Linked DNA regions of Homo sapiens: region 1 is linked to region 2. The links are chromatin loops, found by intact Hi-C in ENCODE. Cell type or tissue: Caco-2. All regions are shown on one strand. Links, peaks and the distances in the headings refer to the core of each region. The heading gives the core; the rest is flanking DNA.

Region 1 (14,916 bases), core at 6,917-14,916, 380 kb after region 2:
ATATTTTTATTTACAAAAATGGATGGCCACTCTTAACATGCATATGTATCAGACAAGATTTACTAATTTACCTACATTCAAATCCTGACTTGTCATCATCTATGTGACCTTCAACAAGTCACTAAGCCACTAAAATCTCACCTCCTCGTCTCTAAAACCAGGACGATGTATGGACTCAGTCATACAGCAGAAGCTGCCCTCCATATCGTCTAAGAATTATTATTCAATTCTTTGAAAATTGGTCACGCACATATGAAACACAGCATAAGGCAATGCTCAATTACTCAAAATATCCGTTGAAAACCACCCATCTCCAGGGCATGCCTGTTATCAGGTAGGTTACTAAGGAAATGAACCTATTCATCTCCTTTGTGTGAACTGCATTCTTTGTACAGGACGTGTCTGAACGTCTCCCATCAAAGCAATCGGAACTGAACCACTACAGTGACAAATCAGAAGCTGAGTGGTCCTTGCCATGTGGTGTGGTATCCTGTTCCACGAACACATAAGGTCATTCTCCTTGTTCAAAAGTGGCTCCAAATTGCTCCTGCAGAGCACCTGACGGAGACAAGGGGGTCTCTGATGAACTGCATGGGTTGGCCTCCGTCCCCAACTCTGACCCTGCCCAGAGCTTCGTGCCTATGCAGTGTTCTCCCACACTGGCACCGCAGATACCTAGAAGGCAAAGGGCATAATCTGCGGGGCCACAAGTTCCCTCCAAGAATGTCTTTACTTTGCCTTTCCAGGTCAATGAAAAAGTACTAGAATTGTTTTAAGGGTATCCAGGAGCCCACAGATGACCATCCCACAACCACATAACTGTCCCCCAAGAATGGACTGGGGTTTAAAATTATTGTCAGTGGTACACAGTGCTACAATACTTTCACCATCAGGACCAACAGGAAAAAGAAAAGGCACACTGAGTACATCGGTGGTGTGTCTGAGATAAGTGAAGATCAGATGAGATCATTTGTTGTCCCAGGAACTCACATAGGAAGAAGTGGGGCAGGGGAACAAGTCATCCTGAGGTGCTCTGCAGAACAGGCACCCTGAGCTCACAGGAAGCTGCACCAAGCGCCAAGGCTGGATTTACAGTGAGGCAGCATCTTCGTCTCAGTCAGGGAGCATCTTCCTTCATATGAAATCCACTGTGTCAGTGTGCATTTTACTGATCTTGCCGTTTAACTTGAATTTTGGCATATAAATGTTTTGAATTATAGTTGTCAAAGAAGTATAAGGAATTTATATCTAGTTATCTAGTTTAATGTGTGCACATATTCAAATAACATAATAAAAATAACCTAAGTCGATATAGGATTTTAAGGATCTGAGGTACTTCATTGTCTCCTTTTAAAGAGGTGGATATGTCTCTCAATTCTGGGACAGAGGGACCTACAGGGCTCCTGCCACCTGCCCCACAATATGGAACACCATGCAAGAAACTTCTTTGACTCATGTGTGTCTGCCCAGCAGAAAAAACTGCCCCAAATGAGGTATTTACTAAAGGAAACTTTCTGTGCTTTGGAAACAGAGTTGAAACCCATCATACCTTGGTTACTGATTACATGGAGCCATATAAACCAGGGCCCTGTTGTGTCCTTGGAAACATAACCAAACCTACTAGTAAACACCTGTTTTAAGAAGCACCTGTCAGGATGAGGCTAGGAACGGCTGCAAAGTACTGGTCTGAGGCAGTCAGCATGAGGCTGGTCCTCACTCTGCATCTACAAGTTTTGGGCCTTTGAGCAAGTCACTTAACCTCTCTCATTTTCAGTTTCAGTAGCTGACTAATTCCTGTGGAAACACCCTGACTCTACAAGTTCACAACCCTGTATCAGTGCTATCACTATTCGATGCTCATGTACAGTAGACACTGCATGTGCGTGTTCATGACGGAGTGAATAATTGGGTCAACAAACATTTACCATGTGCCAACTGCACATAAATTGCCCTGCCTGGTCTTCAAGAAATAGAAAAATTATAAAGCCAAAGACTCTGACTCCAAAAAATTTCATCTAACAAAGAGACCAGCAGGAATTACAATTCTGGGCAAAATAATGTAAGTGCTACAAAGGGATACAAACGAGAAATGTTAGCACCTCCCCCATCTCTGCGCCATCCTCCAGTGTCACTTTTGCAGACTCCATGCTGTATGTTCCAACATCCTTACAATGTTAGTACCTGTACCAGCTACGTTTTTTAAAGAAAAGGTCAATTCCTTTTGTTAAATGCAAGCTTCTTGAAGGAGATTAATTTTTTCATGGCATTCTTTTTTAAGGAGGCATTTATTATGGTCAATTATTCTTGATGTTTTAAAGTATCTTGAAAGCCAAGCATGGGGGCTCACGCCTGTAATCCCAACACTTTGGAAGGGTGAGGCTGGCAGATCACTTGATGTCAGGAATTCAAGATCAGCCCGGTCAACATGGTGAAACCCCATCTCTACTAAAAACACAAAAATTAGCCAGGCTTGGTGGCACGCACTGTAATCCCCGCTACTCGGGAGGCTGAGGCAGGAGGATGCAGTGAGCTGAGATCATGCCACTATACTCCAGCCTGGGTGACAGAGTAAGACTCCATCAAAAAACTTCTTTAAGTATTTTTATAATACTCAAACAGTTTAGATTAAGACTCTAAAAGTAATTATCAGAGCCATGCCTCTAAACTTTCTGATAAGAACAAAAGTGACCAATGTTAATGAATACTCTAATCCCCTGGCCAAGTGTGTAATCTAACATCCTCTCGAAATTTCAACCTGGCAGCGTATTTTAATTGTGACATTTGAAGGGTCACGTGACCTAACCTGCCTGCCCTTCCTTTTCTGAGGCTCCTATTTATCCCTCAAGACCCATTTTAAATGCTACCGCTCAACCTCCCCAAGCAGTTATTTAAACACTCCTCTGGGATGCCAAAACATCTGTCCATTCCTCTACTATGGGAAATTTCACACTGCCCTGAATTATTTACAAGTATAGCTATCTGTTTCATTGCTTTGCACTCATCACAGTGCTGGATGAGTCAAAGCTATAAATAGGAAATAAATAAGCAAATGAATGAACGGATACATGGACAAATTATCACGTGAATACAATAATCAAACACCATCCCCAAGTTAAAATTATTCATATTCTCCTTCTAATCAAATCGTTATACTCATTAGCAATATAGTTTTTCTTATTTCCACATTCTAATAGGATATCAGAATCCTGTATATTTTTCTGAAGAAGTATTAACCCATTTACCTCTGACCTTTTAGATCTACTCTCAAGGTAAACCTGAAGACAAAAACAAGCAAACAAAAACTACATAGATGAAAAGAGAAAATTAATCCCAAAATAGGAAAATACGCTTTAAATGAATTTCACATTTACACATTTACTTTACGAAAGTGATTTCCCCAAATCTCCTATTTACCTTCTTTCGTAATGAGATCAGTTTCTAACCGTTTAGAAAAAAAAAATCTCCAATTTAGTTTACTGAGCTTCATGCAACTTCACACAGATAAAGATTCCTGGAGGCTCCAAATGTTAGTGTATTTAGTAACACAACCATTGCCCGTTTCTTTCCTTCTCTCAATCTCATCACAATGAAAATGAGATATTTTAGTCACTCCTCATTCTCACTGCCACACGAGGCATGATAACCACAAACCCAGTGGGAAATATGAGATTCCAGCCCCTGAGGAACAAGACTTTCACTCTCACCTTCCCCCTCACCTGCTGGAGGAACAGACCAAAGGGAAATAACCTGCTGCCCAGGAGCCTCCCTCCCAGCTCCTTACAAAAGAGACAAAAAGGTCTCACTGCACAAACATTTTGTGTGCACAGAGAACATCATGGGTCACACAGAGAAGACTTGAGAAAGAAGGCTGAGAAATTCAAACTACAGAATTCTTGGGATCCATCCAGACTGGGAAGAAACATTCCAGATGTCTAACTCGAGCTCTTCATCTTACAGAAGAGGAGAAAGAGGGCCTGGTGCCTACTTCGTAGCAGATACAGAATGAGAGTTAACCATGCCCTTGACACTACATTATCTTTCCTCCAGCTTCAGCCTCATTCCCCCTCAGGCCACACACACCAGAGACAACACAGGCACACACAGGCCAATTATGCATAGAAATGGAAGATGGTGATTCCTCCTTCAACTGGAGACCTAAGTACACAGCAGCCATACAAGCGAGATACTGTGAGGCCACATCTATGCATCCAATGCGGGACAAAAATAATCATAATTTTTAAATCAGTTCAACCCAATGAGCGTTCATCGAGCACCTACTATGTACAAGAGCCATAGCTGTGTGTTAGGAAACCAAAAAAAAAAAGAATGTGGTCCATGCCCTTTAGATACATTAGGGAACAGAGAAATACAATTGACCACACTGTAAACTGTACTGTGACTTATGTAATAATGGGAACAAAGTATTCCTAGGGCCCAAAGGAAAACATAAGAAATGCTAACTAGAATAAATAGGATTAGAACTGGGGGTGTAATGAAGGTTTTGCAGAAGAAGTAATATTTCCATTGAATTTAAATAAAGAGTCCTGCTTCTTCAGGTGGAGAAGGCAAGAGAAAGGCATCTGAGAGAGAAATTCACTTGGCCACAAGTATAAATCAGACTGCATGATGTGTTTGGAAAACAGCAAATAGACAGACTCGAGTTGCATAGGCAAAGAGGCACACAGGGTGCTCCTGGCAAAGCAGATCCAGGCAGCGGTTCATCCTAAGCATTGGGTGCCACATTAAAGAACGTGGGCTGTATCCTTCAAAAGCAAGAATTTGAAGGGATCTCTGTGCACAAGTGACACTCCTGTCTGGGTTTTGAAGGTACTTCTGCCATCAGTGTGGAGAATGGATTGGAGACAGAAGACTAGGAAGGCAAGGAAGCAGCTGAAGACGTTTCCGCAAGGAAAGCATAATACGGAAAAGTGTCTCTCACAGCCACCCTTCCTTGGAGCAGTTTCCAAGCCTGGGCACTCTTCACGAGAGAAGATGTGTGCTTCTCAAGCACACACGGAAGAAGAGCCATTTTACCCTTTCTTTCATTGCCCTTTGCCTGACTGGGACTCCATGACTGGACTGTCGGCAAGATGTGCAGCTGTATGGCAGTGGTGACAAGTCTATTCCTGCCCACGCACTGTGTGTGTGCTCAAAAAGCCCAAGGTGAGGCAGCCAGGAGTCACAGAAAACCTAAGAAGACAGCTGGGCTTCCCAGAAAAGGGGAAAGATGGTGCTCTCCAGCTGTCTACCTGGCTGCCGTGTCCCACAGTATTGTCACTGGCACTCCGTGGGTCTACACTCAATGTCCCTCTCATGCTGCCCCAGGCACTGTGCTAGGAACTGGGGTGTGCCAGGCAGGAAGGCATGAGTAAGAAACCATTTAAATCATCCAGAAGGAGAGATGAGACAGCCTGGGCAACAATCCTACCAGCAGCTTTGCTGAACACAAAATTAGACATGCTCTCCTTGTCAACCAATAAACCACAGGAGTCTGAATCATGCTGGTGATTTCATCTGAAAGACTGGTCAGCTCTCAACTGGGAAAAATTCAGAGGGGTGTGCAAGGTGATCCTTGGAGTGGGGAACAAATAGTAGGGCCCTATTTAGGTTTCCTCATTCATTCTATTCTTTAAAATTGTTTACTTTGCTGTATCTCTTATAAAATAACATATATAAACTATACTTTGAGATAAACAATTTTAAAATAATTTAATATTTGAGATGCATACTCAAATTAAGTATATTTATTTGAAATGCATATGTTGAGATGCATATTCAAAAAAAATTTTTTTGGTGGGGATACGTGATCAAAAAATTTGGAGGCCACTGTGATAAAGTTCCATCTACACACTAAAAGTCAGAACTTCTCTTCTACACACACAAAAAAAGCATTTTATTGAGTTCAACTGTGACCCACTCAAACCCACATTACATACCTAAAAGCAAAAAAAAAAAAAAAAACTGAAGTTGTGACAAAAAAGATCATTTTCTATTTTTTTAATGTAAGTTTCCTTTATCTTGTATCTTATCTTTTTTCACACTTAAAGGTATTCACAAAAATTGTGTAGGGAGTTAATAATTTTGCCTAAACCATCCACTGTGTTTAAAAAGCTAAAGTCAATCCTATACTTACAAATACATTTTAGCATTTTATATATATGTATGTGTGTATCTATATATACATATTTTTACAAGCCTAATGGTAGAAAATTATATCTAGAAAAAGTTTTGCCCTTCATTTCTGTGTATTGAGAACTCCAAATCTTTCCTCATTCTAAGCTTCTTTTCATTTTCAACTTTTTGTAAACTAAAGTTCTCATATTTCAGAAAACATGGATTAAATTCTCATTTGACCACCAGTAATTGCAACGATAAGTTACTTTGGGAGACCAAGGCAAGAGGATCACTTGAGGCCAGGAGTTCAAGACCAGCCTGAGCAACATAGCGTGACCTTGTCTCTACAAAAAAAAAAAATTTTCGTTAACTACGTGTGGTGATGCACACCCATAGTCCCAGCTACACAGGAGGCTGAGGCAGGAGGATCTTCTGAGCCCATGAGTTCCAGGCTGCAGTGAGCAATGATTACACCACTGCACTCTAGCCTGGGCAACAGCAATACCCTATCTCAAAAAAAAAAAAAAGAAAGAAAAGAAAAGAAAGAGAGAAAGAAACGCTACAGATTAATTTCATTACAAGTTTGAAAGTTGAAAACCCAAGTTAGTATATATTATTCATACTTATACATTCAGCAAAAATGTATTAAGTCCCTGCTGCGTACCACACACTGTGTTTTAGGTACTGCATTAATAGGAGTAAAGTGATACCATGATGGAAAGTTAGTCCCCGCCACAGAGTGGAAGAGTAGACTTTGTCTCATTCACACCTCAGCACCTATAACAGTGCCTGTCTGGCACCTGGCAGAGCACAATAAATACTTCTTCACTGTCTCCCATGAGGACCTTACAACCTAGTGGGGATGTGGAGTGGGAAAAAAAGAAATTCATAACATTTGCAAATAATTACAATATCGTAATATTCTTATTCACGTACAAAAATATCTGACAACAATTTCCATCTCCCTTCTTCTCTGCATAATGAAAATCTTGGATGTAGCTCAGAGAGAGTTTAGATTCACTGCATGGTCTATTTCTAGTTTTAATTACAATGCTTGGCAAAGCTTAGGAGGAGATCATTTCAATTCATTTCAAAAATAACTCTCATTCAATACAAAGAGATGGGATTTTTCACACTTGTAAATTTTTTTATTTACTTGATAATTAAGATGGTTTGGCATATAAATAAAGCATTTTCTTAGCAACTTTGGTCTAGTGAAGGTGCAGAGCTGTTTATCTATTAATAAAAATAAAATGGCTTTCCTCAAAAAGTAAAAACTTACACTCGCCTTCCAAACAGACTCAGTTGCATTTCTGGCCCTTTTTAATCCAGAGAAAAGACAGCTGTTCAAATCAAACATGGAGATAAAGCTGGATGAAGTCCCTCCAGTACTTACTGATCCATACAGCTCCCCCTTCTCATTCATCCCGAGGTAGAGTCCACTGTCCACGCCTCGAATGCTGACCAGGCCCACTGCTATACTGATAAATTCCAGAATGCCTGTAGACAAAGGGTAGAAGGCAGAGGACAGATCAGATCACAGAGCATGTCCTTAGAGTCCCAGCATCCCTGGGGTTTTGGAGAGGACACTAAGCCCAGCTCCCCACTTGGATAACCCCACGCTAGTTAAAGAAGTGTCTTCTCTTTGAAAATCACTGTGTAAAAGAATTGATTTTCAACTAAATTCTATCTTATCATAATGACACAAAAATACTTACCAACATGACTTACACAAAAAACAAAACATTTTAAAAATTAAAAAGTTAGTATCTACATAGATATGCTAAGAAGTAATAGGACAGAAAAACCAGTGTGTACATAATCTAATTAACTTCAAAGAGTAGAATTTAAGACAAAGACAACCTACATCCACTTTGTAAACATGAAGTTAAGCATCTGTCTGTGATTCTCTTATTTTGAGAGACATAAGACCATTCGCTAAACAGAATACTTTTTTAGAAAAGACAACCTATTTCCACTTTATAAACATGAAGTTAAGTATCTGTGTGTGAGTATCTTGCTTTTGGACTTCCCAGCCTTTAGAACTGGGAGAAATAAATACCTGTTTAAGTAGCAAAAAAAAAAAAAAGTATTCTGTTTAGAGAATAGTCTCTCAAAATAAGAGAATGAAGTGCTAACTAAAGCCTTGATTGGTTTATACAGAAAATTATCCAGCTCTCTATTGTGTTAACTTTTTTTAACTCTATCTAGAAAACTAAAACTGCCCACATACATCCCAATTATTTTTGCTTAAACAAAGTATTGGTTTTTGCTATACTTATCTAAACCTCAAAGAGATAGTTAAGCAATTAAAATAATAATATTCTGAAGAGATAAATACTGCTCTTGATTTAAAGTAGGCATGGAATGCTGTATTCCAAAATCAAATCGACACAATGATCTTATTTTACTTCCTTCTTTCCCCTTGCTTACCTCACTAAGAATAACACCTAAGCTGGGCATAAATCCAGAATTTTATGGCCACACAACAGCAGTTTCAATTTCTGTAACTACAGTGTGGTTATAAGATGATTAGCCCACAGTATATTTAGGACACTGCTAATTTTTTTTTTTTTTTTTTTTTTGAGATGGAGTCTTACTCTGTTGCCCAGGCTGGAGTGTAGTGGTGCGATCTTGGCTCACTGCAAGCTCCGCCTCCCGGATTCACACCATTCTCCTGCCTCAGCCTCCTGAGTAGCTGGGACTTCAGGCTGGGACAGCCACCACGCTGGGCTAAATTTTTTTTTTTTTTTTTTTTTGTATTTTTAGTAGAGACGGGGTTTCACTGTGTTAGCCAGGATGGTCTCAATCTCCTGACCTCGTGATCGACCCGCCTCGGCTTCCCAAAGTGCTGGGATTACAGGCGTGAGCTACCGCGCCTGTCTGGACACTGCTAATATTATTTGTACTCAGCCATTTTTTCCTTTTTATTGTAAATTAAAGTGCTACATTTTATGTAGACCTTACATTAATGCATATCAAATATTGAGTTCTTGTTTTAAAAATACTTTCAAATATTAAAAATTTTACTTACATTTAAGAGTTCAGAAAAAAACTTAGGGTAACAATGTGCTATAGTCAGTCTCATGTGACTAATAAAAAAGCACTTACATGAATTTTTCAACAATTAATTCTGCAACTCTCACAAAATACACTGGTACTGCAATCAAAAGAAGACATGAACAGCATAAATCTAATAAAGGATTAACTCAAGAGGAAACTATTTCAAGGTGATGTAAAAAAGAAGAGCTATTTCTTCTAAAGGGGCATTCCTAATTCTTTTATAAGGACAAAATGTAACAAATTTATCTTGTGCTTAATGTAATTATTTTAATAGGATGTTAAACAGTATATCAAAAAAAGTGAAATTACAAATTGTGTTTTGAATCTGATAATCTATGACTCTATGATGGAGAATACATGCAAAAGAAGCCAGTTTATTACTAGCCTTCCCTACTTCAAAAGCAAATGGGAATATAAATAAGGCAATATTTCCATGAGATTCATTTTTCATGAGATGCACTCCCTTTTTGATGCATTTTATTTCATTGTACTATTCTTCTGAGTCAAAATAACTAAAATTGTGGCATTTTATTATTATTAGCAGTCACATGTATGTGAATATCTTCTTAGTAACCTGAAAGCACACCAAAATGTGGGTCATACATACCCTGAAATTAATGTAATGAGTTAATTAATGTTCAATTTTCGTCGTAAGATGAAATGCAGGAAACATTTGGCCCCTTTTGAGGTCTGAATGATTTAATTTACCAGGTCAATAAGGAAAGGTTTAATCATAAAACTAAAAAATATTTGCAGCTTCTAAGGGAGCATGTGATGATCTTTCTGCTTTCCCTGCACACGGAGTAGCTGAGGACTAATAATGAATATTAGCCAGTGTTGCCCATCAGGTCCAACAAAGAATAAGGTGCATGTGATTTCACAAAACCTTTTCACTGGCTGGTCTGCAGAACATCAAGAAAAAAAAATAACAGCAGCAGCAATGATAATTGTAATAGTAAAAATTCTTGAGCATTTAGTCTATGCCAAATGAGAGGCCGTCTCTCATTTAATCCCCAGAACAACTCTAGGCATTACAATATTCTAATCCCCAGTGTACAAATGGGGAAATTGAGGTTTAAGGAGGTTAATAATTAGCCCCCAAGCAACTGGACTCCAAAACCTATTTCCTTAACTATTATGCACATCTTACATTTGGTTTTACCTTTTTTAATGTTTCTGTGATTTCTGTACCATTTTCATATAGCTGAGTTCTGAAAGTATTACTATATAATTTAGAAATGAAGATATCAAGATATCTATCTCGTTTCTTTTTCTGGCATTGACAAGACAGCTGTAATTCATATTCGTTCACTTTTTCATTCAAGAAGCTATTATTGAGGGTTTATTATAAGCCAAGCACCATACCATTTATTGAGTATATAAAGATGAACCGGATATAGCCTAGGTCCTATTACCCTCAAATTTTTGCTCACCATCTGTTGGGAAGAAGAACACGTAAACAGATAAATATAACAACAGTGTGGCAAATGCAGTTGAGAGGGAGCTGTTCAGGGTATGGGCAGTCCAAAGATGGGCAGCTCATCTGGGTTTCTGAAGGCAAGTCAGAGGCTTCCCAAGAAAATAAATACCTGAGATAAGTCTCCAAAAAGCTATCCAAGCGAGAAGGAACTACCTACAGACCCCAGGTGGAAAAGATTTCATCACCTCAAACCACCACCCATTTCTCCGCAGTTCCTTAAAAATAGAGACGTCAAAATAACAGCCCAGCTTTTTATGTGGTCACCTCAGTGATGCAAGGACAAGCAGACCAACTGAACGTAGGAGTCACAGTCATTCTCCCCCATGCAAAGAATTCCACTGTTGTAAGGTCAGGAAGATCTAGCAACCCCGCAACAGGATCCCACCCCAACCAGACCAGAAACCTCATCATTCCTGGTACCCTCTTGTCCACAATAAATTCTATAACCTCAACCAGGTCCATTCAGCTCTCTCTGGGGTGGAGCTGGTGCCAGGCAAGTGCTTCCAACTACACTCCCTGAGTACAACCCACTCCACATGTTATCTGCTCACATGACTGGGCAGCAGAGGGGGCTGGATCAATAACAGCCAGGAGAAGCCTTCTGTGCAGAGACATCTGAATGTTTAATGATCAAGGAGAGAGAAAGGGAAAGAAGGAAAGAGCAAAGAAAAGAAGGAAGGAAGAGGGGAGGAGGAAGGGAGGGAATGATGAGTTTGTGCCTAAAATTAGAACTGTGGCACACACATGTGTACCATGGCAGCCTGTCGCTCATTTTGGGCAGACACAGCCTTGACATCCTTAGCTCAGACGGCCCACAGTAATGGGTAGTGATAGGGTGACATGGGAAGCACAGGGTCGATGACTGCTGTCATTTCTTTGTTCTCTTCCACAGCAGTCAACAGTTCCAAATGAGGATATGCTCATTGGGACCCCATTGGATTTGATGAGGTGTGAGATCATCCATGGTCCATGAGAGACCAGGTCAATGCCTGGACTATTTCAGGAAAATCACCACACCGGACCTTCCTCATTGCCCCAGACTCACTATTAGTGACTATCCCCAGAGCTGATGGGCTGCCCCAGTTCTGTTCACATGGACCATTATCCCAAAGCTGGCACCGCCCCCTAGAGCCCATCTGTGCTGGGCCTCACCTCCAAGGCCAGGCAAGGCAGTGGGAGAGGAAGGCAGTCAGAGCTGCTCCACTCTGGCCCTCATGACATGGTTCTCTGGCTTAAGAGCCCCCAACGCATTACAGAACCGCACTCTTCAGACCACACAAATGTAGGCAGACTGTCGAGAGGGGCAGGGCATGAGGCTGCAGAAAATTAATGATTAAGCCTCTTCCCTGCAGAGCTTCCTGCTCACCCAGAGAAGCTCGAACCAGGGCTGCCAGATCAACCATCTCAGATCCTGCACCGGGGTAAGTTCGGATCTGTAGCAACCTGAGCACATCTCATAGAGTTTATATAGGAAATGACTAACTGAATGGGAGTTATAACTCCACTAATTTTTCCAGAACCTGAAGCAATCCTAAAACCATCTCCTTAAACACCCAGTGTTTTCCTGAGACATTGAAGAGTCAGATACATAGAACAGAATTAAAGTTCAAAACCCTGGAAATAAGTTTTAAACACCTGTTTAAAAAAATCATACTATCATATTTCTCCCCTCTAGTAAAACCTTCACCTGACCCAATTTGAATGGAAGCCCCAGTTTGGGTGCTCATCTGAGGTCCTGATGAAGACCGGCCTTTCAGAGCTACCTAACCCCAGCCAAAAAGGGAACAGACTTAGGTTTCCTAAACAAGTTAAATAGCAGATCAGGCCCAGCGTTCATGTTTTTATTATTTTACATTACTATTTCCCCAAATGATTTTCTGCTCACATTTCTATCCATCTAGCAAGGCTGGAGTGCTTTAAAAGTGAGCTCTATATATAGGCATATAGATATACAGATGAAACAAGACATCTCGCTCCCCCAGCCTACTGCACAGAGATACAATTGCGAGTTCCTTTTCTCCTTGTTCAATCTTATCTCCACACCACCAATCCGAGGGGGAAAAAAAAAAAAAAAGGCTCCTTCAAGGTCCCACCTAAGTTGTCACCTCTGCAGCTCCTGCTGGAACAGTAAGACTCCCCCACCCCCACGTCCTCTGCACTGCTGCTGCTGTGTCACTGCCAAGCTTGCCAGCAGCTGCAGTCACCTGCGGCTGCATGGGGGCGGCAAAAATCCTTTTTCCAGCGCGTTTCCTTCTGCTGTTTGATTTCAGGTAGAAAATGCACCTTCTATTTTAATCAAGGTGTAAACCCACCGCACCCCCCACCTACAGTTACTCTTTTCTAGAGAAACTGAGTGTGAGGACGAACTCCCCAGAGGGGAGCCGGGCTGCGGAGGAGAGGCTGCTGCCGGAGGAGGAGGAGGGCCGAAGGTGAGGCCGCGGCGGCGCGCGGGAGCGCCAGGTGTGCCAGAGCCGGGGCACCGCAGCCCCCTCGCCCCCTCCCGGCGCCTGTGCCCTCCCTCCGCCCTCCCCGCGCGAGCCGCGGTGTCCTAGCGCCGCCGCGGCCTCGTTCCGGGCGGGGCTGGGAAGGCGAGGGTAGGAGGCTCCCGGCACACGCACCACCGCTCTGCGGAGGTTGCTAATATTGGGACCTGCCGCAGCGGCAGCAGCGGGAGACCGCGGCACTGCTGTCACCCCGGGGGCCCGCTTCTCACTGCAACCGGATGAAAGACTTAAATAACCCTCCTGCCTCACCCTGCTTCCCCACCCCCACTGCGCACAGCCACCCACTCAACTCCATCCCAGCCAGAGTGAGTGGCACAGCGGAGCGCCAGAGCGCCCTTCCCCCTCGGCCGACGCCAGGCCGACGGGCTAGCTAGCGGCTCGGCGCCCCCAGTCCCCAACCTGGGCCGGGGCTTCCGCTCCCCTCCCATCCAACACTACCCCTAGCCCCTCCCCCCAGCCCCCACATCCCCCCCAGCCCCCACATCCCCCGCAACACTGTACCGAGAGCGTCTAAGGAGTGGAGATGCCACTTCCCTGACAACACCTTTCTCTGACCTCTAGGGGTGAGGGGTCTAGCTTTTTGTTTAACGGTTTCTATTGAGCCACTGTAGCCCGCCGCTGTCCTCATCCGCTCACCCTAGAATGCGCCTCTCCTGCCCTCCCCTCCCGCGTGGCCCCCGCCCTTGCATCCGCGCTCTCTCCAGTGGCAGAGTTACGGGATTTCTAATGACTCGACTGCATGTGGCAAACGTCCTATCCTAAAGGTGACTGCATCAAAAAAAAAAAATGCTCATGGAGGGAAGGGGTGCGTGAAGAAGCGCCAACTAGAATATCCCATAATCTCTGCACACCAGGGCCCAGTCGTGCTGCACCGGAGTTCTAATAGGGTCTCTCAAAGACAGGCTCGGCTGATCCACACAATAAAACCGGCTCGGGCCCGCCGCGGCGCCCCTGCAGCCGTGCGCCCCCGCCGCGCTCCCGCGCACACCCCGGGCTCCCCCGGTTGTGAAGCCGGAGCGGAGGCGGGGGCGCGGGAAAGCCAGATCGCGATCGGCGAGCTCGCGAGCTCTGCTCTCGGAAAGCGGTTAACAATAGCACGCCGCCCCCTCCGCCCGCCTCCGCGGCCCTTTGTCCCCCCCACCCCCACTCCTTTCCCTGCGGCTCCGGCCAGGGGCCCCCGACCCACCTCCCGGGCACCACGGAGCCCTTCGAGTCTCCAAAACCCGGCTGCGTGCTTCAGAAGAAGGACACGGAATGGGACAGGGGAGCTCAGGGGTCCGACCTCCAGCCCGTCCTCTGTCCCCGCCACCAACTCTCCTGCCGCTGCGCGCGCCTCCAGCCGTTCCCACACCGCAAACCACCGTGCAGCCCAGGGCGGCGGCTGTCAGCCCCGCCAGACCCACTCTCACACACAAAGAGAAAGCGAAGGGGCTCAACTTGGGCCAAAATGAAAAACCGGATTCCCTAAACGCGGCCAGAAGTGTGTCAGCCCCTGCCTGCCGCCCCCCGGCCCCCGTGGTCCCCGCAGCACTGAAGGGCGCACCCGAGCCAGGCGGAAAGGGAGCCGGAACGCGAGCGCGTTTAGGACCGCGCGGAGCCGGCCGGGCAGCCGCTAAGTGCGCCGCGGGGCCCGGGCGGCCGAGCGGGCACCTGCCGACCGCGAGCGCGGGAGGGCTGGAGCTCCGGCCGCCTGGCACACCTAGGCCGGCCGCCCACGCCGCTCGCTTCGGTCGGCGCGGCCCCGACACCCTGCGG
Region 2 (15,288 bases), core at 2,396-10,395:
GAGTTGCATATGCTCCTTGAAGAGGAAATTTGGTAAGAAATAGCAGCTTAGTCTTTGCTATGAAGTCACTCAACTTAAGGCAGCTTTCAACATCTTTTGAAGAAATCACCCTTTAAAGTTTAGCTGATCAAAGTGGCAGAATGTACAGAAGTCAGAATCCCTGGCTGGCCTATCCATTACAGAGGGTAAGATGCAAAGGGTTTTGAGCTGGAGGTTAGGATAGAAGCCAGGAGTGAAGTGTCTGCCTCGAACTTACCCATCAGAAAGAGAAAGACACTCACTAAGGCTTCACACTGAATCTGAGCACCCATGCAAACAGGCTCAGGCCTACCTGATCCTCAGTCAAATTAAAAGAAAGCTGTTTCCTTTCAACAGCAATCAGACCAGAAAAGGTTCCTCCTCTTTGTTTATAACTTTTTATTTGTTTTTTTTTGTTTTTGTTTTCATTTTTTTTTAAAGACAGGGTCTCACTCTGTTGCCCAGGCTGGCACTGTTGTACAGTGGCACAATCACAGTTCACTGCAACCTCTGCCTCTTGGGCTCAACGATCCTCCAGTCTCAGCCTCACAAGTAGCTGGGACTACAGGCACATGCCACCATGCCTGGTTAATTTTTTCATTGTTGTAGAGATGGAGTTTTGTTTTGTTGCCCAGGCTGGTCTTGAACTCCTGGGCTCAAGTGATCTGCCTGCCTTGGCCTTCCAAAGAGGTGGGACTACAGACATGAGCCACCTCACCCAGCCTGTTCACAACTTTTGATTTTAAGGACAGAAAGACACATGGAAATATTCTTCATTCAAACCTTTCATTTACTTTGAGACCAAACATTAAGGTCCAATCTGTTGTTGTTTTAAATCAAAACAATTGATTTAAACCTACTGAGAGAAAGGAACTCAAGCAAGACCTCATCTCTACAAAAATAAAAATAAAAATTAGTTGGGCTTGGTGGCACGCTCCTGTAATTCTAGCTACTTGGGAAGCTGAGTCAGGAAGATCACTTGAGTCCAGTAGTTTGACGTTACTATGAGTGAGCTATGATTTTGACACTGCACTCCAGTCTGGGCAACAGAGCGAGACTCTGTCTCTGAAAAAATAAAAAAAGAAGAAGAAGAAAATACTCGCTCTCATATGTTTATCACAGCGCTATTCACAATAGCAAAGATACGGAATCAACCTAAGTATCCATCAATGGAAGACTGAATAAAGAAAATGTTACACATATACACAATCGAATACTATTTGGTCATGAAAAGGAATGAAATCATGTCTTTTACTACAACATGGATCGAACTGGACGCCATTATCTTCAGTGAAACAACTCAGAAACAGAAAGTCAAATACCACATGTTCGCACCTGTACGTGGGAGCTAAACAATGTGTACCCATGAAAGTAGAGGGTGGAATGATAGACATTGGAAACTTGGAAGAGTGGGAGGGGGTGAGGAAAGAAAAATTACTTAATGGGTACAATGTACACTATTAGGGTGATGGCTACACTAAAAACCCAGACTTCACAACTATGCGATATATCCGTGTAACGAAACTGTGCACTTGTTCCTCTTTCAGTGATATAAATTAAGAAAAATTAAGTCACTGAAAATGAATGAGCTTTGTTTGGAAAAAAATGTAGGGCACGTGGAGGCAGAGAAGGAGAAAGAAAAAATGGAGGTGAGGAGGACTTTCTCAAGCATCCCACTCACCCCATCAATACAGTAACTCAAGTTAATTTTCTGTGAATGTGGAAACAAATACGGTTTTAATGGATTATAATCATTTTGTTGCATAGTGTTTGCCTAAACTAATGCTGGTGCAAATTATAACATACCAGACCTTGTTCAAGGCATATGTAATACTAAAAAAAGGTTCAATCGCCATAGATTATTCAAAATATTCTTAAATGGGATCACAAAGTCTGAGTATATCAATAGTAGGAATACTTCACATTTTAGTCTACACAGACTACAGCTACTGGTTTTTTTTTTAGCCTCAATATATTGCCACTTTACTACTGCTTTTTATTATCTAGCTTGATTAAAGATCAAAATTATTGCATACAATTGTCTACTATCTTAAAAATAGTATTAGCATGAGTAAGGCAACTGAGAACTGGTAAGAACCTTTATTCTCAGGGGAAGAGAGGACAAGAATTATAAATTATTAGGAGGATACTTTTCCTGGGTCTACAACCAGATTAAATTGGCCATTCTCTTCCCTCTTGTTTCCACTCCCAACCTGTAACCCCTTAGGTGCACAACTAATTTTGCTGTAATTTAAGCAGAGTTGGTTGTTTTTTTTAAGGAAAGTTAAGTGAAAGCACATCTGTAGGCAAGATCATCTTGCTCAGCTTCTGAGCCAAAACCCAGCAGAAGTATTTCACCTACACAAAAGGGGATTGTGGATGTAGATGAGGCTGACAAGGGCAATGCCAGGAAGCCAGGTCTTTTAAAGCACTGTCACCTCAGATGAGCCGCTCAGGAGCGCTCACACCTCAGGACCCAGCCCTATTCTTCACAAGTCTTCAAAGGAGGATCACATCTGACACTGTCCAAAGATTCATGCTTATTTTTCTCTTGATCTTCCTCCTCAAAATCTCCCTTTGAACAGGATTTGCACATGCAGAATGAATAGAGATTAGGAGCAATTATGGTTTTTGTTTTGCTTTTAATGGCCCATGCAACCCTGAAATTTGCTCGTGAAATCTACAGCTAATACTGTAGTATTGCCTGTCTCATCTGTCGAGTGCCATATTTCATGGCTTCCAAATGCCATTTCTGGTATTTTCTTTCAACTTCAATCTAAAGCTTTACTTTTCATGTGCTTTAAGTGCTGGGCACCAAGGCTAAGAATTAAAATATCCCAGGGCTTTGAGAAAGGGAGTGCTAAGCGATCCCCCAGTAAGTTCCCTTGCCCACCCAAGATCCTGCTCATTTCAAAAAACAAAGGCAAGCAGCAGAGAGAGGAGGAGTTGGAAGCACATTCCTGGGATTTAATAGTGACGCCTTGCACAGGGGATGGAGTCCTGGCAGGCTGTTATCTTTGTCTGCCTTGTCAGACTCAGGAGGGGAAGGGCCTCCAAAGAATCTATTTCACTGACATAGAAATGGCAGCTGGTGCTATTTCACTTTAAATAAATGTTTGGTACTAGCGCTGTCTATATAATCTCCCCTACAGCTAAAGCCTCGCCAGAACAAAAGGCACAACAAAAAAAATTAGGTGCATGCCCAAGTGTCCTGAAGTGGGAAGGTGTCAGACATTTCCTGGTCCAGGCCTTCCACTCCCACCCTCACCCTGGCTCCTTCCCCAGGGGGCACATGGTCAGGTCAATTGCCCACCTTGTTTCTCCATGAACAAACGAGGATTGTTCCGTCTGCTCGCGGTCAGCATGTGAGCCTCCCTGCACAGGCAGATTCTGTGACATAGGAACAAATAAGTGGCTGGGGAGTGAGTCATAAATAACCGATGTCGAGGTACATTGGTGTGAGTGGAGGCATGCTTACACTTGGGCTACAACGCTGGCACCACGGGAGTGTGCCGGACTCCAACCACAGCCCTGGTTTTCTCTTAATTTACATAAAGATCATCTGCCACCACCAACAAAACCACAAAACCTAAAGTAATATTAGTCCTCAAATAATTAACTGGTGGGAGATTAGGAAATGATAAAAAGAGCAGGTGAAATTTAAATTCCACAGAGCAATGTATCAAATATATACACACGCATATGTATTTGGTTCTAGCACTAGTGCATATTTTATATATATAGACACACATATATATATACAGACATATACACACATTTTTAAATTTACACATATGCATATTTGTATGTATATACACATATACGAACTTTTAAAAATATATGTATACACACATATGTATACCCATATAGATGTATTCATTTTTTAATTTTAGAGACATTTTTCAAGTGCCTAAAATATGTAGGACTGATGAAGATAACATAATGTTAGACAAGTGGTCTCTACTCTCAAGTATGCAACCTGTCAAGTAAATCTAATTGATATGCCTAAATATACTCATTAATAAGTACAATAATACTAGCTACCACTTGTGGAATCCTCCTCCATGTTGGACGTCACACTATGGCCTAATCTACTTTATAGTTAATTCTTCATACCAACCTTCCAAGGAATATTTCACTTCCATTATCTATGAAATGAAAATAACAAAATAGTAAGTTAGCTCCAGGAGATACACTAACCTCCTCAAGGCCCAGGTGCATGTTGAGCCCAATCTGTCTGTCTGTGAGGTCTGTGCTCCTTTTTCTCTGCTGCGCAGATAACTGTGACACAAGATGAGGCACGCGATGAGGGCCACGGGGAAGTTTCAAGGAAAAGCCACAGGGCCTCGGTGGGCACAAGAGAGAACGGGAAGCATCATGGGAGAAGTGGCACTGGCGTTGGACTTTAGTCGTGTCATGGAAAATCTGCCCATCGTTACAGACCTGAAAACTAGAATTCTGTTGAGAAATAAGCCCTGAGACTGGTCATTATTTAAATGATGATGCAACCAGTGAAACACGTCATCAAAACAAGTGCTTCAACCCAGAGTATTCCCCGCTTAGCAGACCAGGCATTTCCAGCCAGGGCGTTTCACCGAGGCCCAACTTCCCATCCTCGTGCCTGTCGATGGCTCAAATGGTAAGTGGGCAAACCCTGAGTGCCACGTGCCCTCATCTGGGAGCCTTCCACAGCCTCCACACGCGGTGCCCAAACACATGTGTGCTTCACACGAACAAGAAGCGAAGACATTCAGTTAATCATCGGAGTGTTCCCCAACAAGAAATCACCAGCGCTGGGCAGCCCAAGCATCTGCACGGTACCTTGAAAGGCCCGGCATCTCAGTGACAGAATCAAAACAGAGATAAGCACAGGCAGCACGGGTTGCCAGAATCTCAGGGTTAAAATCCTGGTTGCACTACCAGTCATGTGGCCTTGGGCGAATGTTAGCCTCCTTTGAACTTTTTAAAAATATAAAATAGTGACAATAACAGCACTTACCTCAAAGATTCCTTGTGAGGTCTAAATGAGATACTGTATGGTTAACCACATTACCTAAAATCCTAGCACATAGTAAATGCTCAGCAAACATTATCATGACCAGTACAGTTAGTTAGGAACAAGACAGGGCCCCCAGTGCCTGGTCAGGAACACTTCCCTACATCTTCTCTGGCTATTAGCTTTCCTTTACTTAGCAACATCTCAGAAAGCGTGGAAAGAAGAATATTCTAAGTTGTATGATTAAAACCCTTTCTCCTAAGTAAGTTTAAATTTTGAATTTCCATTAAGCTTTAAACTTTTTATGCATCTTCATTTGCAAACATCTCCTCTACGAGCCTCTGCCAAGTCCAGGCCAGTCCACATTTGCCCGGAAAATAGGCCAGGTTGCAAATGTGAGTCATGATAGCAAAGCTGATAGCCACAGATGACAGAAGCCTTGAGAAATGATGCCTCTGCTTGGTCTGCAGCAGAGAGCCTAACCAGCTCCATGCAGCTCCCTGGGCCTGGGATGCCCCCTGTGTAAAATGACGCAGAACTGGAAGGTGTCTATGGATTCTTCAAGGTCAAAATTTGTACGTTCACGTGACAAGGCTGCAGCCAAAAAAATATTCTCAGTTCTTCTTCCAACATGGAATGAATAAGTGACTGCATAAAACATCAGTCTTCTAGACTATGATTGCCAGTTTACAAATAATGAGAGAGAAACTGAGGCACCACAGATGATGTCAACCGTTTCTGGTCACTTGTGGATTGCTAAGCAGTCAAGAAATTGAAGTAGCTACTGTTTAGTGTCCCAGTCCTGTTTTCTCTCCACTCCTTCCCAATGACAAAGGTCTTATTTCAAAGCACAATTTGGTTTCATGCTGGCCAGTCCTTCACAAACCATCGAGGTAATGTTTATTCAACCTCACACTTTAGCGACTATTTATGAGCAGTGTTTACAAGTTCCAGAGATTGCCCCAGCAGTTATTAATGCTATGCAAATCAAAAGCCGTCTAAATTTGTTAATCTAGACAAAACACAGGGGCAACTCCAAACCAACGTGTGATATTCTGTCTCTGGGTTTATTCAAGTGTAATGCACCTTTAATGTCAACTTAGATTTTTCAACTCTTCACCAGACTCGCAGTAATTATAGTCAACAGGAAAGTCGAACTCAGCCAAAGAGGCAAGGCAACAGGAAATTGTGGGGAAATTTTAAAAACAAAACCAAAACAGAGACAAAAACCCCTGTCAATTTTAAGAACAGTTTATAAAAAAATAAAACTTGCCCTTATGTAATGAAGTAAGAAGAACGTGAGGTGGTGTGTTAGGGGCAATTGTCAATGCCCCTTTGGCTGTGAGAGTCAGTGCCATCCTGGGCTAGAACCAGCACCTGCCAGAGTTGGGTCCACGGTCTCCTCAGAGCAGAGCGTGAGATCCAATCATCAGCCTATTTTTGGCTGCACAGTTAATGATCTGTTGGTACCCACACTTTTCACTTTGTCACAACAACTGGGGCCTGCAGCTGAAGCACAGCTGGCCTCTCATTCTCCCAGCCCTATAATTTAGTTTAACAGCTTTAGGGAAAAGAGGAAATGGCGGAGTGCCCTGGAGCCCCCACACTGGCTTCAAAAATTAGTTCCTTACCATGCTGTATATATACTCACAAGTATTTTAGGCTAACAATGTAGGCAGGTCAGGCCCAGATGGGTGCACGGCGCTGTTCACTCTGTGCTGCCGGCAGGGTAGCTCGGTGTGGGGAGGGGAGAGAGGCATGATGAGTGATATGTGTGAGTCCCTGCGTGCATGTGCGTGTGTGAGAGAGGAGAGCATGCCTCCATGGGGGAGTGTGAGTAGGTGTATGTGTGATGCCTCAAAAACTGTGGGAGGCCTTTTTGACAAACACGCATGAGTTCTGCCCTCATACCTACGTTGAAAAGCAGCATTTCTCCCACACTCAGCAGATGCCTTGCAGGCTATTGTGGCTGCCTGGTGGGGGAGACCCAGCCCTGCAGGTGAGTTAGTTCAGCTTCTCAATCTCACTCTGGAATTTTATAAATGCCCCTGGGGGGTTGGCAGAAGGAAAAGGGCTTCTGTGAAATGGTGAGGCATTTCCCAGAGCCTCTGATCCCTCACTCCTGAAAGCATCTCTGCTGACCACCATTCATCCCTCTGAGATGGAGAAGTTCTGGGCCTTAGGGAGTCTTCCCATGAAATGGATGGAGGTCTGTCCCTGACCCAAGGCTGGGAAACAAAGGGCAGTGAGAATAGAGCCAAGCAGCCTGTGGAGCAGTGGCATAGAGGTAGAGCCCAGGCAGCTGGCAGGACTGAGGTTTGGGAACCAGGGAAAGGCGTGAAGTGGCTGTCCGGGGAGACTTCCAAGGGCTCTGGGGCAGTTTCACGGCATCCTGTGCCATGTGACTTCTCCCTCCCACTTACTCCTCAGCAATGCCTGGTGGGTTTGGAGTTGGCCTTCATGGGAGGATACAGGCAGAAGGCATGCCCAGGCTGCGAGCAGAAAGCTGGGTCTGCAGGCAGCGGTGGGGCAGGAAGGTATGGAGGTTCAGGGCACCAGGAGCCCTGCTTTGACCTTCATCAGTGGCATGATTCCTTCCCCCATTCACCAGGCAAGGACGTGGAGCACATGGAGCCACAGCAGCACCTGGAAATCTAAAATCCCCCAACCCTAGCAGTTTATACTTTGGCAGAGATCACTGACATTAAGCAGCTCAGCAAATAATTTTTCAGTTACAAATGCAGGGTTCACATTCTCTCTTCTCTAGATCACAGTTACAAATGCAAGGTTCACCTTCTCTCCTCCTAGGTCATTATTCTTTTCCTTTTTACCCTTTCAGTCCCACCCATCTACAAACATACCATAATTTCTAACATTCTTCCTAAAATTCCTCTTTGATTGCACATCTCCCTGTAGTCTTCCTAACGTTTCTCACTCCCCTTCACAGCCAAGCTATTCATGAGAGTTGTCTCTGGCTGCTATCTTCACCATCTCTCCTCCCGTGCCTCATCGACTGCCCCTAATCATTCTATCTCCTCCAGGACTCACTCCAAGCTTCTCTTTTAAGCTCACCGAAGATATCCACAGTGCTTCGTCTCAGCGCTGAGCTTTTCCACCTGCACCTGCAGTGTTTGGGCACACATGATGTGGTGCTGAAGACCAATGACCCTGAGACTAGATGGTCCAGATTCAAACCCCAGCTCCAGTGCTTGTGAGCTATGTGACTGGACAAGTTTATTTACCTCTGGGCCTGACTTCCCATTTGCAAAGCAGAGATAATAAAACAAAATACCTCATAGGGATTATGAGGATGTAACGAGTTAATATACATACAAGACTCAGAACAGTGATGGGCACATTGTAAATACATGTGCCCATGTACATGATGGTACTAATTAATAGTAGTGGGTCACTTCCTCATTCTTCCTGTGGTTTCCAGGACACCAGACCTACCTGGTTTTCCTCCGAGCTATTCTTCAGTGCCTTTGCTGGTCCACTATCATCTTCTGAGTCTAAAGAACTCAGGTGTCCCAGAGCTCAGCCACTGAACATTTAGCCTCCTGAGACTTCCTCTAGTCTCCTGTCTTCAGATGCCATCTGTAGGTGACAACTCCCAATTTCCAGCCTGAAGTTTCCAACCCTAAACTCAAGGTCATGCATAAATTGTCTACTGGATATCTAGACCTCTGTGCTTCACAGGCATATCAAACTCAAATTTCTTGGCTGTTCTGGAGCTCATCAGGCACGACCTCTCCCTCAGGCCTCTGCCTGGAATGCTCTTCCCCTCCTACCTGCATGGGTTCTTCCTTCCCCTCCTTCAAGTCTTTGCTTATGCATCGACCTTCTGAATGAAGCTTTCTCTGATCAACCCACGTAAATGTAAGACTCCCCCAACTCCATGCACACCTGTTGGCCTCCCCTGCCTTTTTCCTCCACAGTATTTATCAGCTCCAGATATACTAAATATCATATTTATGTATTTGCTACATGTTGCGTATCCCTTATCCAAACTGCCTCGGACCAGAAGCGCTTGCGATTTCAGATTTAGGAATATTTGCATACACATAAATGAGACATTTTGGGAAAGGAACTTAAGTCTAAACACAAAGTTCATTTGTTTCATATATATCTTCATATTAAAATATGTTTAATATTTTGTGTGTAAAACAAAGTTTGTGTTAAGTAATTCTGTGTGGAGTTTTCTACCTGCGACACTGGCACTCAAAAAGCTTGATTTTGGAGCCTTTGAGATTTTGGATTTTCAGATGAATGCTCAACACGTTTTCTGCCTTCCTCATCGGACTATAAGCTCCAAGAGGAGGGGGTTCTTACTCTGTCATTTCATTGCTCTATGCCTAGCGCCTTGAACACCCTCTTAGTATACAGTTAAATGCTGAGCAAGTATTTACTGAATAAATTTTAAATAGAATCAACAAATTGAAAATATGGGCCCATTTTCTCCTAGTATGGTGTGAGAATCTGTATTGAGGATCATACTTGACCATGGAGCAAACAAGTCTTCCCAAGGCAGTGACAGCAAAACAAAAATGGAAAGAAGTTAGTCATACCAGGTAGCCAGGCCAGATAAGGCAAAAGCATCTGGACAAAGGCCACATCCTCCAAAGGTCCCACTGCAATGCTTGATTGAGGAGTGATGGAAGATCTTGCTGTGGGATCTCAGGTTACAAAAACAGAGAGTCAGGTAGACAGGTTGGTGAGGAAAAGATCACACCCAGCCCATCAGCCTCAGAAGGCTTCACCTTAAACTCAATGGGAAGCCCAATGGCCTTGATCATGGTAGAGAATACCACCAGAGGTGGCAAGGCTGCTGCAGGGAGAAGACGCTGCCAGGGATGTTGGAACTGGTTTACCCACCATTGAAGGTACCTGGCCAGGAGATGTGGCTCTGGACAGTGGAAGACAGGTTTAAAAATTATTGGGAGGCAGAATCAAGAAATATTTTTCACTGATTGCATATGAGTGGAAAGGGAGAGTGAAGTAAAGAATAGCTCCCAGGACTTTTGCATTAGCTAATGGGTAAAAGGTGAAGCTATTGTGAAGAAAGGTGATGAATAAATGGGTTGGGGGATGGGATAATATTACACTTCAGTCTGGACCTAAAGCCTGAAAGATTTATTTCACCAGTGTAAATGCTTCCATCTAGGTATATGCTCTTCCCCACATAGAATTCATTTTCTTCATTCTCAGGATACTTGCTTATGCCAAGCTTTCTACTCCAAATGCCATTCCTGTTCCTTTCTATTGTCCACTGTCCTTTAAAACCCAGCTTACACATTCAATGCCCAGATCTTGGTTCCTCACACCATTCTCTAATAAAAGAAACTGCAGCTCCTTGGAAATATGGCTGATTCTAAGGCTGGAACAGGAAATATGCAAGAAGGGCCTGGAGCATCTCTTAGTACCTGTAAGTAAGGAAGTGCCGAGAAACACACACAGTGATGAGTGCGTATGTCACAGGGAGCAGGAGTCCATTGAGTGGGCTCCCAGGTCCAAAGCTGGAAAAATTTGAGCAACCAAATAAATGATGTAGCATTGAAACATAACTAAAAGTATAGCATATATATCCATGAGCCCATACTGATATAAATAAATGATTGAATTAACAAATAAATAAATGAGAGAAAAGCAGAATCTTCCGTGCAGAAAAATTCCAAATAATTTATGTAAATAGTCTGTCCTCAGGGAGGTGGAGCATCACACCCCATCCCTTAAGTGTGAGCTGGGCAGAGTGACTTCCTTCTAAAGAATACAGAAAAGAAAACGGGGAAATTAGAGTTACTTAACAGTGGAGAAACCTGACAAACTACCTCAACCAGGTGATCAAGGTCAGTATCAACAATGATAAAACATGTTGATAGTATGGACCCTTGATATGTGCTGAGAGGGGCATTTCAACTCTGTGGTCTTCCAAAACCCCATCATACCAGTTCTATCACGAGAAAAACCTCAGACAAATCCAAACTGAGAGACATTCTGCAATGCACATAACCAGCACTCTTCGAAACTGTCAAGGCCATCAAAAGCAGGGGGAGTGCCTGTAATCCTAGCACTTTGGGAGGCTGAGGCGGGTGGATCACAAGGTCAGGAGATCGAGACCATCCTGGCTAACACGGGGAAACACCGTCTCTACTAAAAAATACAAAAAATTAGCCAGGTGTGGTGGCAGGCACCTGTAGTCCCAGCTACTTGGGAGGCTGAGACAGGAGAATGGTGTGAATCCAGGAGGCGGAGCTTGCAGTGAGCCAAGATCATGCCACTGCACTCCAGCCTGGGCGACAGAGCAAGACTATGCCGGAAAAAAAAAAAAAAAGCAGGGAGAGTTTGAGAAACTATCACAGCCCAGAGGAGCCTAAAGCAACGTGATGACTAAATGTTAACGTGGTCTCCTGGATGGGATTCTGGAATGGAAAAAGGACATTATGGAAAAACTAATGCAGTCCAATAAAGAAGGGACTTGAGTTGATAAAAATGACTTGGTGACAAATGTACCCCAGTAATGCAAATGGTTAACTGTAAGGGACTTCTGTGGCATATGGGAACTCTCTGCACTATCTTTACAACCTTTCTGTAAGCCTAAAACTATTGTGAAATTAAAAGTTTATCTGATGGGGGACAAGCTTACATCCCACCCCTCCAGAAAGTCTTTCTCACTCTTCACTTCTCACAGGGAAGCCTATGCCTCCTCCTTGCACGTAGGCACTAAGTCTGCAAAGCTTATTGTCACTGGCATTGTGTTGCATTTAAGTGGTCCCCTCACTGTGTGCAGGTCTGTGGGTTCTATCTTTCCTACTGAAGGACAGACTTCCTAAAAGCAATGGTGCAGCCCTATCTGTCCTGGGTTTGTATCCATGGCAGTAGTCCAGGGCTTCTATGCAGTGGACACTTACACATCGGCCTTGAAAAAGTCACTTCTTCCTCTTCTTTAGAAGTAGAACAGACATAAATGACACTGACCTAGATTAGGAGGAAGTTTTCTTAGAAGTAATGAACTACAGAATGGTTTTATAAGTTATTGCACATAAACAACTAAACACTATACGGAAGACATAGAAAATAATAGATGTCCGTTGTGGCTACTACTACAACACGGTTGGCCTTTCATCTCCCCTTTGTCTCCCCAAAGACACATACTTCTGCCATCCAACAAAAGCTCTCATCCCTGCATCCAATCAATGGCCAAGTCCTATCAATTCTGCTTCTTAAATATCCCTTGCATGCGCCCATTTCTCTCCACCCCCATGGTCAACACAGTCATCTAAGTCAATGGCATCTCTGGCTAAAACATGACCATTTGGGGCTCTGGTTTGTCTTCTTGCAAACACTCTCATCCTGTCCACAATAATTTTTCCATGATCTTTTTAATATGACCATCTTATTATGGAATTCCCATGCTCAAACCCTTCTGTGTCCAATCCAGCTTCAAAATCCTTTCCAGGGCCACAAGGGTCTGTGCCTCTCTGGCCCCAGCCCTACCCCTCATCTTCTCTTCAATCACTGTGATCCAACCTATTGGCCTCTTGCCACCTCTGCCATGTTTTTTTTTTTTTTTTTTTTTGTCCAATCTCAGGGCCATTGTAGATGCATAGATGTTGTTTCCTTTGCCTAGAAATCCTTCCACCCTCTTGTCCACCACCCTGTTTTTGCCTGAGTAATTTCAATCTTTCTCCAGATCATGAATACAAATAACCTCCTCAGGGAGCTATTTCCTGAGGAAGTAATATGTATTCAACCCAACTTGGTCTATGTGCAGGAGCATACTGTGAACGCACTTTGGCAAAGCAAAGGAAGACCCATTCGCCATATGTTTAATGTGACCCCATGCAGGACAGAAAGCTCCACATCACTATTATCTGCCCCTCCGTCCCTAGGACCAGCCTAGCGACTGGCTAGAGCAGGGACTCTGTGAACATGAGCAGACTGTTGGATGAAGGGATCTATCCACTGATTCCTCTGTCTCCCTTCCAAGCACAGTGCAGCATTCCTGACATTCTTCCTGGTTCTCCTCTTTCATAATGCTTCTATTCCCCGTTTGACATGAATGACCAATGGCACAAATGTCAAAAGTCTCTTTCCAGAGCACCTGGGGGAGTCTTTGAGGATGTTTGATTCACCTCATTTGTCTCTACTGAATTTTTCCCAGGTGGGAGTATTTTCCATCTTTATCACAGTGATTTGTTCATCATCATACAAATTATGATAGGGAACCACATCAAACATGACTCAAAACAAGGAAACGAAATATATTTTGCACAGCTAGTTCATCAAGATTGAAGCCAAACAATATTCACTGTGCATAAAAGGCACATCAAGCCTTAACTTGGTCCCTTTTAAGAGGATGACACAATTTCTGGGGTAGTAAGACATTAGGGAAGATCATATGATGCTTTAGTGAAAATGTCCCTTTGGTTTTTCCTCAGCCTGTCCAAGCTCCCATGATTCACTGAGGAAACGGCCTTATTAAGGGATAATAGGTTATGTGGTCCCCTCAGTTGAGAAAAAGTTTCTGCAAGTTAATTACTCTTTCTGGGCCTCTGACCTATTTGAATCTGGCCAAAATGCCTGAATAGGGTTTTCTTCACACGTCTGACTTAGCATCAGTGAGAAAGAACTGGAAACTTCTCAAGTAAGATGTCCTCATAAGAATTTCTACAACCCTGCCTTTGTGGTCTGTCGCTTCCAATAAAAAGAAGGTTATGCTGGGCTGGGCATCTCATGATCAGTGAGAACCACTCTAAGAATCAGCCAGTCCAATAAATGTGGGTTTGGAGTGTGCACAGTGCTCATACATGTGTGTGCATGTGTATGTTTGTGTATGTGTTTTTATGCCTGTGTGCACGCATGTGCATGTGTGTATGCATATGTGTGTGTGCGTGTGTGAATTATGTCAGTCACACAACTGTTTTCAAAGAAAGAGGTGAGTCTGTTCTCACAGCACCTCACCTTTTCTTCCAAAAAGCTGTTGGAGGGGTTTTAAGTTAATTCCACCCTTCAGCTCTTAAGTCAGAACACAACTCTATCTACATCTTGTTTTTAAAAGATCAGTGAACTCTTTGACATTGTCTGTAATTTGTGTGTGTTTGTCCATTTACACATTGTTCAGGAGAGGGGGTCAAAAGTTTACCTCAGTTTCCTTTTTAAAAATTTTATGGGTACATAGCAGGGTCTTTATTTATGGGGTACAAGGAATATTTTATTTTATTTACGGGGTACAGGCATGCAATGCATAATAACCACATCAGGGTAAATGAGGTATCATCACCTCAAGCATTTATCCTTTCTTTGTGTTACAAACAATCCAATTATACTCTTTTAGTTATTTATAAATGTATGATAAATTATTGCTGACTGCTGGTACCCTGCTGTGCTATCAAACACTAGATCTTCTTTATTCTACCTAACTGTATTTTTGTACCCATTAACCACCCCCCTCCCCCTCCCACTACCCTTCCCAGTTCCTGGGATCTGTCATTCTACTCTCTCAGACTCTTAAAAAGGTCAGTCTGATTTAAATAAAAGGAAGAAAAAGTAGAAGAAGCCCAACCTCTGGTCGTAGACTGACCTAGATATCCAGTTTCTCTAGACCTCGTACAGGGGAGTAGTTCCTCACCCAGAGGACATGGTGGGCATCCGTATATGATGCATGCAGAGGCACAAACAGAACACTTGTCAAATGACAGATACTCTATAGATACTGTGATGTTTATACACTTTAGTCCACCCCCAAAGGCACCCATCCTCCTCTTTCCAGACTGGAGATGAAGCCAGCGAGGCAATTCTCCCAACCACGGCTCTGGCACCAGCTTCTGCGGCCTGTTGCGTGTGGATGTGCCATAGACCCATCAATTGGAAGACAAGGATGTGTTCCCAGCACCTTTCATTTCAGAGGTATGGGTATGAGGAGAATGTCCTCCAGCGACCAAAGTGCAGAGAGAAACTTCAGTAAGAAAATCCGTTTGCTACAAGGCAAAGTATTATCCGACCTCTCCTGGGGGTGTTATCATAAAGTCAACACAGAGAGCCCCTGGAAATTACAGTGCATTCAGGATTTCCCAATTTACCACAGGCCTTCAGAGCCACATTTGGCAACAGCCTATTTCCAATGTATTGAAAGAGAGGTAGAGACCTCAGCTCTGACCTAATTACAGCCCTTCTGTTTGTCTCCTCCTCCCTGGAGGGAGGGGCCGTCCTCCTCAGCATCTTAGTCTATCTCCAGGTGGGCCAGGTGGCCTGTGGTTACAAACTTGTTGGGTATT

What was found. Hi-C counts contacts between places; a loop is a spot of excess contacts. Peaks named below come from ENCODE experiments on the same cell type or tissue, not always from the same donor. Only the 100,000 strongest peaks of a DNase experiment are listed, where the experiment ranks them.
Region 1: it touches region 2 in a loop (1.9-fold over the local background); 11 of 110 quality-filtered maps call a loop at or near these places.

The regions. Positions count from the first base shown.
Region 1 is chr13:21,673,740-21,688,655 of GRCh38, reverse strand. It overlaps FGF9 (fibroblast growth factor 9), which reads right to left. Exons shown (of 3, transcript NM_002010.3): 2 at 7,511-7,614. Among named protein-coding and RNA genes, the nearest start is that of FGF9, 10 kb to the right of the region's middle. RefSeq lists an enhancer at 1,515-1,634 and silencers at 13,160-13,209, 14,620-14,749, 14,770-14,916. In Caco-2, for the core only: a CTCF peak has its summit at 11,780 (motif pointing left); DNase peaks (open chromatin) are centred at 11,775 and 14,488; H3K4me3 peaks cover 2,192 bases; H3K27me3 peaks cover 170 bases.
Region 2 is chr13:22,053,161-22,068,448 of GRCh38, reverse strand. It overlaps LOC105370108 (a long non-coding RNA gene), which reads right to left and starts at 6,755. Exons shown (of 4, transcript XR_001749777.2): 1 at 4,219-6,755; 2 at 3,332-3,408. RefSeq lists enhancers at 4,219-4,719, 6,202-6,361, 6,652-6,701, 6,931-7,481 and a silencer at 6,845-7,139. In Caco-2, for the core only: no CTCF peak of the experiment used is centred there; a DNase peak (open chromatin) is centred at 6,998.